Linked DNA regions of Homo sapiens: region 2 is linked to region 1. Evidence: chromatin loops called from intact Hi-C (ENCODE). Cell type or tissue: lower leg skin. All regions are shown on one strand.

Region 1 (8,000 bases):
GACCCAAGTTCACTGAGTCCTGTAAGCCAAGCCAGGCCAGCAGCTGCGTCCCCCACCACTAACTCTCTTCAGAATCACAGCAATGACTACAGAAAATCTTCCCCTCTCTCCCACTCTCCCATGCTCCCAACACTTTCCCCTTCTGATCTTTGTCATTTGCTAGAGAGATGCAGAGCCAGGAGAGGAGAAATGTGTATAAGAGAAAGAGCAGCTGGGCCAGAAATGAGAATTTCAGGGACTGAGAGAGCTGGAGATAGATAAATAGAAGCAGAAGAGACACAGAGGAACACTGACAAGGCAGGCCAAAAAGGTGAGTGATATGGGGAAGAACAGAGACATGCGGGAGTCCCCCCTTATCTGCAATTTCTCTTTCCATGGTTTCAGCTACCCACAGTCAATCAGGGTCTCAAAATATTAAGATAATTTGAAAGAGGCAGAAAGACCACATCCACTAATTCATATTACAATATATTGTTATAATTGTTCTATTTTATTATTTAGTTATTGTTGTTAATCTCTTACCGTGCCTAATTTATAAATTAGACTTTATTATAGGTATGTAGGTATAGGAAACGCAGCATATATAGAGTTTAGTACCATCCACGGCATCAGGCATCCGCTGGGGGTCTGGGAACATGTCCCCAGTGGATAAGGGGGACTACTGCAGACATACACATATACATACACATATACATATACATACACATATACATATACATATACACATACATATACATATACATACACATATACATATACATATACACATACATATACATATACATACACATACACATATACATATACATATACACATACATATACATATACATACACATATACATATACACATACATATACATATACATACACATATACATATACATATACACATACATACACATATACATACACATATACATATACATACACATATACATATACATATACACATACATATACATATACATACACATATACATATACATATACACATACATATACATATACATACACATATACATATACATATACACATACATATACATACACATACACATACACATATACATACACATACACATACACGTACACGTACACGTACACGTACACGTACACGTACACGTACACGTACACATATACATATACATATACATATACATATACATATACATACACACATACACATACAAGAAGGAGAAAGCGATTGACCACACCCAGGGACTAGGCAGAGAGATACTTTGTCAAAAAGAGGCCATGTGCCCATGGTGGAGATGGGCCTGAGCACGTGCACCCCTGCCCCGGACCCCCACTCAAGGCATTCGGGGTCTGCACGAGGAGCACACCTACCTGAGCGTGTGCACCCCTGCCCCGGACCCCCACTCAAGGCATTCGGGGTCTGCACGAGGAGCATACCTACCTGACCGCATGCACCCCTGCCCCGGACCCCCACTCAAGGCATTCGGGGTCTGCACGACGAGCATGCCTACCTGACCGCGTGCACCCCTGCCCCGGACCCCCACTCAAGGCATTCGGGGTCTGCACAAGGAGCACACCTACCTGCTCTGGCTCAAGGTGGGCAGCCGCCTCTCCATCAGGCCGGGCAGCAGCAAAGGCCTTGTCTATGGGGCCAGACTCCTGGCTGATGGTGAGCACTGCATCATAGGCCTCCTGCAGGGGTCCACCAGTGCCGAGAGACAGGTAGGAGCGGTTGCAGTAGGACAGGGAGAAGAGCAGCATGTCATAGGGCAGGAAGACTAATCTCCCATCCACCAGGCCCTCGGCCCAGGCACACGGCTCAGCAGGGTGGTCATCTCCAAGCCCCCCAGCACCGCCGAGTGCATCCACAGCACCACAACTGGGGCCAGAGGTGGCAGGGTCACCTTTGCAGGCCCAGTTCCACTGTGGCCTGCCCTGAAGCCCACAGTTCTCTAGCCCTGGAGAGCTGCTCGGAACTCCCGGGCACCCGCTCTGCTGCCACCCCACCCCCATCCCCACTGGCCTAGCAAAGGTAGAATTTCCCTTTAATCTGCCCCCCATAACAATAACAGCCAAGGCCACCAAATCTGAGTTTGATCTGATGAAAAACATCCCTTTAATGGAGGATAGATTTGTATTAATATGGCCCTCCCGGCCTGTCTGCCCAATCATTTTGACCAACGTCCTGCCCTACCCAACTCCACTGGCCCTGACAATTGTGAATATGTATTGATAGTTTTCTTCTTTCTTTCTTTTTCCGATACAGGGTCTTGCTCTGTTGCCCAGGCTGGAGTGCAGTGGTGCAATCATGGCTCACTGCAGACTCACATTCCTGGGTTCAAGCAATCCTCCCACTTCGGCCTCTGAGAGAGCTGGGATTACAGGTGTGAGCCACACACTTGGCTGTCGACAGCTTTCTCTGTGTTGTCCTAAAGAACTTTCTCAAACATTTTGTCATTCAATGTTGCAACAGCACTAAGAAGCATGTTGACCATTATCTCTATTTTTTTAGAGGAGCAGTTGGGGAGCTGCTCAGGACTCATAACCACCACAGTGGTACAGCTAGAATTTGAACCCAGGCAGGTTGGCTCCCAGCTTATAATCCTTTTTTTTCTTTTTTAAAGAATTTTTTTTAAATTGAGATACATATAAAATTCATTCTTTTAAAAAATGTACAATAAAGTGGTTTTAGTATATTCACCAAGTTATGTAACCATCACCACCATTGAATTATAGAACGCTTTTATCACCCCAGAAATAAACCCATTAGCAGTTGCTCCCCATTCCTCCCTCCCTCAACTCCAGTCAACCATGAATCTGCTTTTTGTCTCTATGGATTTGCCTATTCTGGACATGTCATACAAATGCACATAATACATGGTACTTTGTGTGTGGCTTCTTTTTTTTTTTCTTCTTCTTTTTTTTTGACAGGGTCTCACTCTGTCACCCAGGCTGGAGTGCAGTGACATGAACTCAGCTCACTGCAAACTCCACCCTCTGGGTTCAAGAGATTCTCCTGCCTCAGCCTCCTGAGTAGCTGGGATTACAGGCACCCGCCAGCACACCTGGCTAATTTTTGTATTCTGGTTAATTTTTGTATTTTTAGTAGAGATGGGGTTTTACCACGTTGGTCAGGTTAGTCTCGAACTCCTGACCTCGTGATCCACCCACCCACCCCGCCCCCACTCCGGTCCTCTCAAAATGCTGGGATTACAGGGGTGAGCCACCGTGCCTGGCCTGTGTCTGGCTTCTTTGACTTAGAGTAATGCTTTCCAGGTTCGTCCTTATTGCAGCATACGTCAGTACTTCATTCCTTTTCGTGGCTGCATAATACTCACTGTATGATAGACCGCATTTTGCTTATCATCATCGGCTTGTAATCTTAACCTTGGCCCTGGGTGGCATCCTTAAGGTCTAAGTAGACACAGATACATGCATCTCTACCTTAGTAAGAGAAGTAGCCCTGAATAATAAAGCTGCCAATTTCACCCCCAGGCCCCAGGACAGAAGGGAGCCCTTGCCAAGGTCGGGGTCCACACTTGATTTCCTTTGCATCTTTTCCGTCTTCCCCACTTGGGTCCTGACCAGCACGGCAATCGCAGCCACAAAAGGGCCACCACTTGTTTGGGATGTGGCCTGGGTTCTCACTGCACTCCCTTTTTGCAGAAAACTCAGGAAGGCTGAGGGTCTCCTTGCTGGAGCCTGAAGACCCCTCATCACATGGACTTCAGGGCCTGCAGCCCTGGCTTCCGCTGAGCCTCTGGGGACCCGTACTGTGGGGGCCACAAGCCCACCCCCTCCATGTCTTAGATAGTGCGGGAGGTCCTCAAAGAGAGGCCCACGAGGACTGAGTGGAAACAGAAGCTGGGCCTGTGTCCCATTTGCTCTGCTGGGCCGACTTCCCAAACGCCCTTTCTCTTGAGGGTTGGAAGCGCTGTTCTGTATTTGGCCACGCGGGGGAGCTGCTCCGCACAGCTCAGGACTAAGCCACCTCACGGGAAACGCCAGCGCGGGCTGCAAGCTGTGCCGCTGTGTGAAGGCACGGTCCTGAGCCTGCTATCTGCAGTGGATCAGCTTCATGCCATTAGTGAAGAAACCATAGCACAGAGAGGATTAGTGACTTGCCTGAGGTCACATGGGTGCGGGATGGGGTGGAGGGGGCGGCAGTGGGACTCCCTGCAGTCTGACTCCAGAGAGTGTGCCCCTCACCCCTCTGCCTCCTGGCTCCTGAGAGCCAGCACTGTGGCTGGAGCTCAGTCCCCCGCAGCACGGGTGGAGAAGGAGTCTGAGGGTCTCCCCACCCACTGCTGCCAGGCTCTGGCCATGCAGAGCCAAACTGTTGACGTTCTCCCGGTCCTGCTGGCATGCTACCTCCACGCCTTTGCACAAGCTGGAGTGCCCTCTGCCTGGAATGCCTTTCCCCGTCAGCTCCACTCCAAAATCAATTTCTCATCATCAGGCCCTGTCCAATGTCACCCCTTCTGTGAAGCCCTCCACATCTCCAAGCAGATCAGCAGCTCCAGCCTCTGGGCTCCCCTGTGCCCTGCATACACACCTGTCTCCCACCAGACTCAGGCTGCTCACGGCTGGGGCCCAGCCAGATCCTGCCTGTGTCCCCAGAGTACAGCCAAGGTCAGGCAGACTGTGCCCTGCAGTAAGAAATACATTTTACCTTGGTAGACTCACGAGACTGACTGTATAGAACTTGAGTACCCTAAAGGACATCTCTCAGAACCACTTACCCTTGCTACCTGCAATGCGGTCTCATAGTTACTACTGTTATTCCTATCTATTTTAGTTTATTCTGCTCAATTCTGTTCTTCTCTTTTTCTATTCCACTCTCTTTTTTTCTTTTTTTCCTTGAGACGGAGTTTCGCTCTTGTTGCCCAGGCTGGAGTGCAATGGCGCGATCTCAGCTTACCACAATCTCCACCTCCCGGGTAAGCAATTCTCTTGCCTCAGCCTCCTGAGTAGCTGGGACTAGAGGCACACACAGCCACGCCCAGAGGCCCTGACAAGGACTTTTTACCCCCTTTTACAGAGGAGGAAACTGTGGCTCTGGGTGGGACAGTGACTTGTCCAAGGTCTCATCAAATGTTAGGACTGAACTTGGACCAGAGCTTGGCTTCCTGCCTCCTAGCCAAAGGCAAAAATCACCTCTTTTTACTGACACCTGGAACATCAGAGCTGAAGGATCCTTGGAGATATAAACCTCTAAATCAATTCCTCTGTGTACAGATAAGGAGACAGGCACAGAAAGGAGCATGGGTAGCCCTCAGTCCCACAAAGCTGCAGCAGGCTCCCCTGGCCTGAGGTCTTGCTGGCCATGCTCAGTATCCGGAGAACTCTGCAGTGGATGGCCAGCAGGGGCTCACAGAGGGCTGAAGATCTTAGCAGGCCAGCACTGGGCCAAGGCAGGAGCTGCTTTTAATCCCAGTTCTGCCACTGATTTATGGGACAGAGTCTACAACCCGTTCTGTGCCTCAGTTTTCCCAGCTGTACAGGGAGAGCTTGGCTTAGACATTTAGGTTTCCAAAGATCATTCAGGTCTGATGTTCTACATGTTTACAAAAATCCAGAGACAGGTGGTTTTTGTCCCTTAGGCTGGCCACATCTCCTCTCCCAACCCTTCTCCCAAGAGTGTGTGAGCCTCTAGTGCCTCCACCTCTGGGCACAATAGACTAATGTGCCACCCTCCTGGGGAGAGACCATTTGTATTTTTAGACTCAGGGAGATGGGCCCCAAGGATTAGCCACAGACTGCTTGACTCATAGAGCCAAGCTCCTCGAATTAGTCAACTCCACAGCCCCATAATCTCCAAAAGTTGAAGATGCCTTTAGCTGCACTAACACATGAATGACCAAAATAGGGAAGGTGACAGGAACCTGGGGAAGGGGGATGGGGGATTCCTGTCATAGTCAGGGGCCCTGCAGCCCCTGCAGCCAAGGGTCATCCTTCTGTCCTTCAACCTGGTGCCTCTTACCTTCTTCCCGAGCAAGCTCCCCACAGACGGACCTGCAACTCTGCATTGTTGGAGCTGACTTGTTGCCTGTTGGTAGGCCCTAAGGTTCCTGCAACAGGGTCCTTAGATGTCAAGCTCTTAGAGTAGACTCTGGCCTGAGGGGGTCCTTTCCCCCAACAGCCTGTACGCTCACCACTCCTCTGCCTGTGACTTTCAGACCCTGCTCCCTGGGAAGAGCCTCCTACATGGCTCATTCCCTATCTGTCCCTCTCAGGAGCCTGAATAAGGCACTTGGAAAATTAGATCTGTTCAGACCCCAGTGCTCTGGGGAGCCACAAGCAGAAAGGAAGAAGGGAATAAAATAAAGAGAGACACATAGAGGGGGATGGAGAAAGAGAGGAGAGGTCTTCAGCACTCCGGACAGCTCCAGACCTGGTTGGGGGCAGCTCCCAGGAGGAAGGATGGGCAAGCACTAAAGAAACCCTTAGTTTATTTGAACCTCTGCTGTGTGCCAGTCCCTGTGCTAGGCACCATTCACACAACCCACGGAGACAGGCATTACTATTATCCTCACCTTATAAAGTATGGCCCAGAGAAGTTAGGTGATTTGACCAAGGGCACAGAGCTGGTAAGCGGCAGGGCTGACTGTAGGTCTGGGCTTTGCTCATGGATACAATGTGTAATGATCAAGTCAGGGTAACTGGAATATCCATCACCTCAAACATTTATCTTTTCTTTGTGTTGGGAACATTAAAATTCTTCTCTCTAGCTATTTTGAAATATATAATAAATTACTGTGAACTATAATTTCTCTGCTGCAGTATCGAACACTAGAACTTATTCCTTCTACATAGCTGTATTTGTGTACCCTTTAACCAATTTTTCTTCATTTCCCTTCTTCCCACTTCCATTCCCAGTCTCTGGTAACCATCATTCTACCTTCTACCTCCATGAGATCCACTTTTTAAGCTCCCACATATGAGTGAGAACACCCAATATTTGTCTTTCTGTGCTGGACTTACTTCACTTCACATAAGACCTAGAATAGAGGCCACTCCTTTCTGGGGTGAACACTTAAGTGGAGATAGAGACCTCAGTCCATGGGCTCCAGCCCCTCCCTCTTCCGCTTGCTTTCTCCTATCTAGGTAAAGTTAGCTTTTACTAGGTGCACTCAGCATCCACTCTATGCTAGGGTTATGCATACCCATCTCATTTAACCTTTATAGCAACCTAGTGAAGGGATTACTGTCTTTTGCTTTCTTCATGTCACTTTATTCATTCAACAAATGTTTACTGAGTGTCCTCATCATGGTTCTGCCAAGGGGCCAGGCTTCCATCCACCCCGACCTCCCACCCCTAATTCCTGTTTTCCCTCTTGCTCCCTTCCATGTTTCAGACACTGTTCTAAACACTTGAGCTAAATCAACCAACAAACAAATTTAAAAGAACAAAAAATAAGATTTTTGCCCCTCGCAGAGCTTACTTTCTAGCAGGGCAGGGAAAGATGTGTTAGTAAACAAAAAATAAACATAATAAGTAAGTAGACATATTTTTAGTGTTTGAAAGTGATAGGTGCTATTAAAAAAAGAAGGGTAATAATGCCATGTTATAACTCTGTGGAAGTGTTTTTCGTATTGCTACACAATTGTCATAATTTCAGTGGTCAAAGAACACACTGAATGGGTGTGTCATTAGTTAGTATGGATGGAAGGATCTGAAGCCTCTGTGTCTGGTCTTTATTGGGTTACCCCCTTTACCACTGACCAGGACTGAGCAAGGGAGTATTAAAGGGCTCCCCAGTTAGTATATGGGGCTCTGGTCGTGGTCCTCCCTGTCCCCATTGTAAGGCAACAACCATATTTCCTTGTGATAATTGGGATTGATTACTTGGGCTTACACAGTGATTCCCTTCTCTGTCCGTTGATTCAGAGTCCTGAGGAGCCCAAAATGGCCACACAATAGTTTCAGTTTTCAATTCATTGGAAAAATTACTGCATTCTCTGGAGGGAGTGTTTCTCCCCTGGGAGAAACTAGGTGCTCCAAACCACTGAATCCAAGA
Region 2 (8,000 bases), 380 kb after region 1:
TGGCCAGTACCTGTGTACTGTCTCCCCACCTGCCCACCTTCCTCTTGGCCTTGGGCTTGTGTCCCGTGGTCCATCACATCACCTGTCCCTTGTCAGTGTCATTCACTCATTCATCCGTTCATTCATTCATTCATTCGATCATTCGTTCATTCATTCAACAAGCATTTCTGAGGCCTCTGTGTGGCAGGCCCCGTTCTGGTTGCTGGCCTAGAGTAATGACAAGACACACTTCCTACCCTCTCAGGACTGTGTGTCACAGGCAAAAACTGAGCAACTCAACAAATAAAAAGCAGAATGTGGTGCTGGGAAGGTTAGAAACAGCTCCCCCATGTGGAGGAAAGGGAAGCCTCCCATGGTAGTTCCTTAGCCAAGTTGTTCCCCTCTCCCCTGCCCCTCCAGCTACAAAGCAAAAGGTTCTGTGAGGATCAGGCAGTTTGACATCTAGCTGTATGGTTCTCTCAAATACCCTTGGGGGAATTTCTGCCAATGACCCCCAGAACTGACCCCAGGGCTTGCAGTGTGGTTTTAACAGGACCGGGTATTCTGTCTCCCTTGGTGCCCCTCTGCTGTTCAGGTAGCCCAGGATCCCACTGATTGATTAGCCACCATCTCACAATTGACCGTGCTTGTGGTCCACTAGACCCTTCAGATTGTTTTCCGTTGTGATACCTTGGCCTTGACTCTGTCCTCTTTTCTGTGTGTGGCGTGTTGTGGCGACGGCCGCTCCCCAACTCCCATCCCCACTCTCTCCCCAACTCCGGCTCCACTCACACTCCAGTTCTTTCATTTCCCCAGTATAAAGGCTGAGCTTCTGGTTCCGCCCCGGGCCCTGGGGATATAAACATTTGCCAGATTCTTCCTCGGCCCCTGGGGGAAACTGAGGATTAATTCAGGTGGAGTAAGTGGTGGGATTTGGGTAGAAGTGAAGCCTTGTCCTGTTGTGGCCATGGTGCAGGGCTGCGGCACAGCCAGCCATCAGTGTCATCCGGGTCAGTAATGCTCAAGGCACAGTCCCTGGCCCAGCAGCATGTCACCTGGGAGGTGGTTAGGAATGCAGATTCTCAGGCCCACAGAGCCCTGATAAACCAGGAGTTCTGGGAGGGGGTCCAGCAATCTGTGTGTTAAGTCCTGAGAGTGAGTCTGATGCTCACTCAAGTCTTGAGAACCACGGGTCTGGGTGAGAGATACGGTAGCTGGGCTGAGATCCTGTCAATGGGACTGGAGGGGAAGGGTCCCGGGGTGTTTGGGAAGCAGAATCGACAGGCTTTGGTGATTGGGTGTGGAGGAGTGAGAGGGAGGCGGGCGTCAGGGGTAGCTCCAAGGTTTAACTTAGGTGACTTCAGATCTCCAATCACCAAGCCCTCTCTGGTCCTGCCTTCTCCACCTGCTCCTGCGGGTCTTGCATCTTCTCCTGTGTACCTCCAGTGAGGAGTGGTCCCCACCACCCTCCCCATCAGTGCACTTACGAAGTGCTCTCATCTTCACAAACAAGCCAGCACCCAGCCCAGCCCTGGTAGTCAGGGCGGTTGCCACAGCAATTGACATCAGCGACCTGGTCCCCAAGGAACCTGCCACCTTCCGCCTGCCTGCAGGGCCTGCATTATCGCTTCTGCGGGGACTGGAGTGGAGGCAGATGGGGACTCCCACCCCTGACACACACCCCATTTTGAGAACTGAGTGGGGCTGGGAAGAGCCAGTGGCAAAGGGAGGGGAAGAGGGAAGGGCAGAAAGTAGGTGGGGCCCCCCTTTGGTGGCCTCTTCTCTCCACGGCCCCAGGCTCCAGCCCACTTGGGTCCTTGGCGTTGGTGGCAGCAGCACTTGGGCCATGGCGGAGGACAGGCCGCAGCAGCCGCAGCTGGACATGCCGCTGGTCCTGGACCAGGGCCTGACCAGGCAGATGCGGCTACGCGTGGAGAGCCTGAAGCAGCGCGGGGAGAAGCGCCAGGATGGGGAGAAGCTGCTGCAGCCAGCGGAGTCTGTGTACCGCCTCAACTTCACCCAGCAGCAGCGGCTACAGTTCGAGCGCTGGAATGTCGTGCTGGACAAGCCGGGCAAGGTCACCATCACAGGCACCTCGCAGAACTGGACGCCTGACCTCACCAACCTCATGACACGCCAGCTGCTGGACCCCACTGCCATCTTCTGGCGCAAGGAGGACTCGGATGCCATAGATTGGAATGAGGCCGACGCCCTGGAGTTTGGGGAGCGCCTGTCGGACCTGGCCAAGATCCGCAAGGTCATGTACTTCCTCGTCACCTTTGGCGAGGGTGTGGAGCCCGCCAACCTCAAGGCCTCCGTGGTTTTTAACCAGCTCTGACAGCAGCTGCCAGCTGCTGCTCTCCTCTAGCCCACCTGTGCTCTCCCCTGCCCCTGCCACTTTCCCCCCTGTATTTTTGGGGCCATTATTCTCGCTGCTCAGCCTGTCCTCTGCTTGCCCAGAGGCCCCCTGAGTCCCACACCTTTCCTCCTCTGCTTCTCCCTGGGGCCAGCACTCCAGCTCACAGGAAGAAGATTCTGAGGCTCCATAGCCTAGAAGCTGGACTGGCTGCTGCATTGCTATAGACGATAGAGGCCTACTAGGGGCCAGTGTGCATGGACAGTGAGGCCAGGGCCATCTGCCTTCTCTCTGCTTCATTGTGGGAGAGAGAGACTGAGAAAGACCAAGAGAGACACAGAGACAGAGATTGAAAAACCCAGCATCCACTTCCTCCAGAGTCAGGGAGACAGAGATGATGGGGCGTCTCCACGGGGAGTCCAGCAAGCCGGCATTCACTGCTCCCTGGCCTTGGTGCCCTTTGCCGGAGCCTGTGTCTGGGCTGCTGGTCCCATAACACGTCGACAACCCTCAGGATATGGGGCAGGGTTGCTGCAGGGGTGGATTTGGGCAGTGGAGAGTGGCTGGCACCCTGGAGGCTGTGTAGGCCCAGCTGTGGCTCTTCTGGGCCTGACTTCAGGGTGGAGAAGTGAAGGGGGAGGTTACACAGAGATCTGTCTCTACGCACACATATCCATGAGACAGAGTGTGCTGTATTCATATGGATGTATTCTAGAGGTCTATTCCTACCCTAGGAACAAGTGCAGTTTTAGATTATCTGTTCATCATTGCTGCTGGTTCAAGGATGGCTCTTAACAGGGGCCTGGTCCGGATGACCTTGGCCTGGGGGCTTGCTGAGCTAGGAGACTGCAGTTCAGATAGTGAAACAGGGAGTGGATTAGTAAAGGGGGTTCCCTTTGCCTTGAGGGAAGTTGGAGCTGGAGAGAGTGGATTCTCCAGGGCCTCAGGTATCCCCTGCTGGGGAGTCAGGCTCTTTAGAGCTTGCAGGTCAGGGAAGGCAAGTGCTTCGTCCTGACATAGCATCTGTTGGCATTTCTTGGGCTTCTTCAATGCAGCTGAGGGGGGCAGGGCGAAGGCGTGGTGGGCAGTTACGACGGCTGATAGTCCCAAGTGGGCTGCAGGCGGCAGTGGTGTGACGGCAGAATGGTAACCTCTGGGGTCATTGGATGCAACTCACTCACCAAACAGATGGGGAAACTGAGGCACAATTTTCATCAGATTCAGTTCTGACTCTTAGCCTCATTCCCCTTCGCATTGCGCAGTCCCAGAGAGCCCCCCCTTTTGGGGGAGTGCCTGACCTGCACCTAACATCAGCCAAGTACAGCTAAGCCACTGTCCCCAGCACCCTGACTTAAGGCCAGCCCTGTGTTTTGTCCTCAGCCAGTCAGGGATGTGTCCAAGACATTTCCCCTCATGAAGCAAAGCTGTCAAGGAACTTGCGGCTCTGGAACAGATGCACTGAGGGCCAGAGGGTCAGGGCCATCCCCTGTGGCTGGGGCTGCCGGGAGGGTGAGCCCCACCTCGGAGGTGTGCAGGCTGGAGCAGCATGCTGGAGCTGAGATTCTGTGGGTGAGAGAGTGGGAGAGTGTCTGTGGGCTGAGCACTGGTCCTTTCTGACTCACAGCTCTGGGGCCCATTCCGGGACAGGCTTGAAGAAGTCTCGGCCATTGCCTGCCCTGCTGAGCACGAGGGGAGGCCAGAACCGTGTGCAGTGGCCCTGCCCTTCTGCTTGAGCTCTTCCTGCAGCTCTGGGGACCCTCTTAGTCCCGACTGCCTGTCTCCCCAGCCTATCTGTCCCGGGGCCTGAGTCCCTCTGCTGTGCCCGCTGCAGGTCCCCAATAAAGCCTGTGCCCTGGCCTCGGTGGTGTGCAGTGTCTCGCCATCAGCCCCCATCCCTTTCACAATCCCTCACGGCCCCGAGCACTTGCTCCCTGGCCACTTCCCACACTCCCCCAGCCCTTGCCACCTTCCAAGGAGGAGGCCTGGAATAATCAGGGGCTTCACCGAATCTCCTGAGGCTGGCCAGGAGCCTCCGGCCCTGACTGTTTCTCTGGTAGCCCCAGAGCTGCCTCCGTGTTGGGTGTGCAGAGAGCTGTGCTGAGGGAGGTGCCATCTGGGCGCCGCCGAGGGCTTGGGGTAGGAAGGCACCAAACCAGGTGCAATCTCGAGTCTCCCTGCCTTGCAGGGCCACTGGGCAGGGGGTGGATGGAAGGGCAGAGTTTGAGAGGTGGGGTGAGGTCCGGCCTGTGCCTGGGTTTAGTCTGGCTTCTGTCACTGATGTGCTGTGTGTCCTCAGGCAGCTCCCAACCCCCTCCCAGACTCAGGCCTTCCAGAGTGAACAGCTTGGTTCTGTGAAGGTCCTTCCAGCCCCACCCTCCAGGAATTGTCAAACCTGTGCTGGGCTAGACTGACATGGGCAAGATGTAGCCCCAAGGCCACGTGACTTCAGTGCCTCACTTGATCCTTCCTCACAGCTCTGTTCCCTCATCACCACTCTGAAGCGCACTCATTTTTGGACAGGGACAACTGAGGCCCAGAGGAGGCGGCCTCCTGCCCAGGTCACAGAGGGCGTGGAGGGGCTGGAAGCAGGTGTGGGTGGGCCAGGCTCTTGGCCTGTGGACCTTTGGCCCCATGACACTGGTCCCTGGGATGGACCGGGGAGATGGGCCCCACCCACCTGAGAACCCAGGCTCGGGTTGGGCTGGCTTCTTTCCTGGAGACCAAGTCAAGCCCTGCCTTGGGGGTCTCACCAGTGGTTTTGTTTTGGAATGAGCCCTGCTTCAAAATCCAACCCCACCACTCTCCTGGGTCACACAGCCCCTTTCATGCCCGCCTCAGAGTAGCTGCTGCCCCCTGGTTTCCCTTTCACACACCCCTCACAGCATGCGCAGAACCCTTCCCCAGCCCCGCACCCAACCCCCACCCCCGGTCTCTCAGGGGTCTCTGCCTCCCTGACACCCCCTCCCCAAGCTTGCCTTCCAGCCACTCCTGGAGTTGCCCGAGACAGAGGAATCCAGCCTCCCACCCTCAGGACAGCAGTAGAAGCCTGGCTCTATCCCCAGAGTGCAGGAATGGCAAATGACCCATTTTCCCTGGAAACCACAGGGAAAGAAACCTGCCTTTCCCTGAGCTCTGTGCCCAGAGAGGCAGCTAGTGTGGTGAGCGACCTAGCCAGCCCCGCCCTGCCAGCTGGATGGCCTTGGGCAACCTCTGAGCTTGTTCCTCATCTGTGAGTTGGGGCCAGCAATGGCACCTCTCTCGAGGCTGTTGTGAGGGTGAAATGGGCGAGTGTCCACCAAGTGCTCGAGCTTCCCGGAGCCTGCACACAGTCACCCTCCCTCCCTGAGTTTGCCCATGGTTACTGCCCCATCACCATAGACACACGGTCTCCTCTCTCAGTTATCCGTGGGTGGGGGTACAGGAGAACCTGTGGAGAGCTGAAGTGAGTTGCCTGAGGCATCCTAGGCCAGTGCCGATGGCAGCAGGCGCAGGGCGGAGGGGTGGGCAGGAACCTGGCCTGGCTCTGTGGTCCGAGAGAGCGGCCATGGGGGAGTGTGTCCTCCTCCGTCACCATCGCCACCTCAGAGCGGCCCAGCAGAGACCATTAGCCTTCACATGATTGCTGGGGAGCTGGAGGCCCGGGGGAAGGGGGACTCCCCCAAGGCTGGGGGTCCCTGCCCGGTCTCAGCCACCCCATGAACAGGACCTGCCGTGGCCACTCTGTGGTGCATCGACACCCTGGTCTCCGGTGGAGAGCAGCAGGGCTCTGCTCTCCCAAGAAGGCAGGGGGTGCCCACCACTTTCCTGCCCTCCTGCAGTCATGGCATCTGAAACGGGGAGTTTGAGAGTCTTGGAATCAGAAGCTGAGAGCTGAGGAATCTCAGATACTCAGGACCAGGGACCCACTAGTTTTGAGGACTCACAAAGGCCCGTGGCTTACCTTACCCAGCTTGGGTTATACAGGAAACCTCCCTGTAGCCCCCATTCCACAGCCCTGGCGGCGTGGCTCAGAAACGCTCCGCACTGGCCCTCTGGGGTCCCAGGCAGAAATGTGAAAAGCTCCCTGCCTGTGCCCCACATCTGCACACACCACCTCCACACACGCACACACTTGCAGGCAGATCCTGAGCAGCTTCCCTCCCTGGGCTGCCGACCCCCTCCTTCTCCACTCTGTCGCACAGCTGGGCAGAGAGTCCTGTCTGCCACTACCCGGGGAAGATTTAAGAGCAGCCACTTGGGTCTAGGTGGGAGTCTCCAGGGACAATCCAGGAGCCAGGGATGCTGTGGTGCACCCATGGGTGGGACCCGGAGGTTTCTGGGCCCATTCTGCCGTGGGTGGCCGTTGGTGGATCACATCCCAGGGGGTTATCAGGGAGGCGGCAGATCCTGCCAGTCCTTGCCTTGCTGCCAGGTCAGCCCAAGTCAGTAAAGCCTCGTAAGCATGCAGTAGGTGATGGGGAGCTTCTCCTTTCTCCTCTTGGGAAGGAGGTTGACCAGGTCATCTCAGTTCCCTCCCAGCCCTGAGGTTTTCAGACTGTTGTGTGAAGGCACACATGTGTACACCAACACAGATGACCCCTCATGTGTGCACAGCTCTCTACAGTTTATGAAAGAGCTCCAAGGCTGTCTCCTTTAGTTCTCATAACAGCCCTGGAGGTAGTGTAGGTAGATGAGGAGACTGAGACTCAGAGGTGGCCCCGTTGAAAGTGAAGTCACTGCCATGCACCGCAGTGGGTAATGTGGTATTAAGTAGTGTGTACAGGTCACCAGCCGGTCAAGGCTGCCCTGTGACCAGTGTGGGGGATTTTCCTCCCAGGAAGACTCCAGCCAGCTTTGGAGCTGGGCCAGGCCCTGTGCTGGGTGCTGGAGATCTGAGAATTAGTCAGACTTGGCCCCTGTCCCCAAGGAGCTCCTCCCAGTGGGCAGGGAAAAGAGAGCCATGCTGGGGTGCCAGGAAAGGGGCTGCCTGACTGTTGGGGGGGTGCTCAGCAGAAGGTGCCTCAAAGCTGCTGCTCAGCTGGCCCCTAAGAGACAAGGGAAGGAGGCAGAGGGAGCCACATGTGCGTGGGGGAGGTGGCTTGAAGTGGCATGGGTGTTTGGTGGTTGTGGTAGATGGGACCCGAAGGAGGGAGCGTTGGAGGGATGAGGCTGAGAGCGTGGACTGCCGGGCCAGGTGGCTGGTGTCCGTGGTGATGGGGAATTTCTACTGTAGACAGCGAGAGGGTAGCGAGCACAGCCTGATGGACTCCTCGCACCCATCCCTTCACTTTGACACTTGCCAGCCTATGGCTAGTCTTATTTCCTCTACACACCCCTGCACTTTGCCCAGACAGCATCTCATTTCATCTGTAAATATTTCCGGATGCATCTCTGAAAGATAAGGGCTCAAAAAAAAAAAACCATAATACCAACTTATAAAATAATCTCTTAATATCATCAAATATCCAGTAATTGTTCTAATTTCTAATTTGTGCTATAAATATGCATAGGTTTTACGGTTTGTTTGAATGAGATCCAAACAGAAGTCCATAATTGCAATTGGTTGATTGCTCTTTCATCTTTTATTTTTTCCTAGTAAATTATCTATCAAAGAAATGGGGCCGTTTGTCCTGTAGGGTTTCCCATGGTGTGGGTTTTGTTGACTGTGTCTTTTTGGTGGTGTTTG

Evidence for each region. A loop is a pair of places that touch in the nucleus more often than their neighbours do. Peaks named below come from ENCODE experiments on the same cell type or tissue, not always from the same donor. Only the 100,000 strongest peaks of a DNase experiment are listed, where the experiment ranks them.
Region 2: it touches region 1 in a loop (3-fold over the local background); 19 of 110 quality-filtered maps call a loop at or near these places.

The regions. Positions count from the first base shown.
Region 1 is chr11:76,718,008-76,726,007 of GRCh38, forward strand. It overlaps the pseudogene GUCY2EP. Among named protein-coding and RNA genes, the nearest start is that of LRRC32, 51 kb to the left of the region's middle. RefSeq lists an enhancer at 3,628-4,219. In lower leg skin, no CTCF peak of the experiment used is centred here; a DNase peak (open chromatin) is centred at 3,954.
Region 2 is chr11:77,101,015-77,109,014 of GRCh38, forward strand. All of the region lies in intron 3 of CAPN5 (calpain 5), which reads left to right. OMP (olfactory marker protein) reads left to right here and starts at 1,826. Exons shown (of 1, transcript NM_006189.1): 1 at 1,826-2,317. The coding sequence starts at 1,826. The coding sequence ends at 2,317. In lower leg skin, no CTCF peak of the experiment used is centred here; no DNase peak of the experiment used is centred here.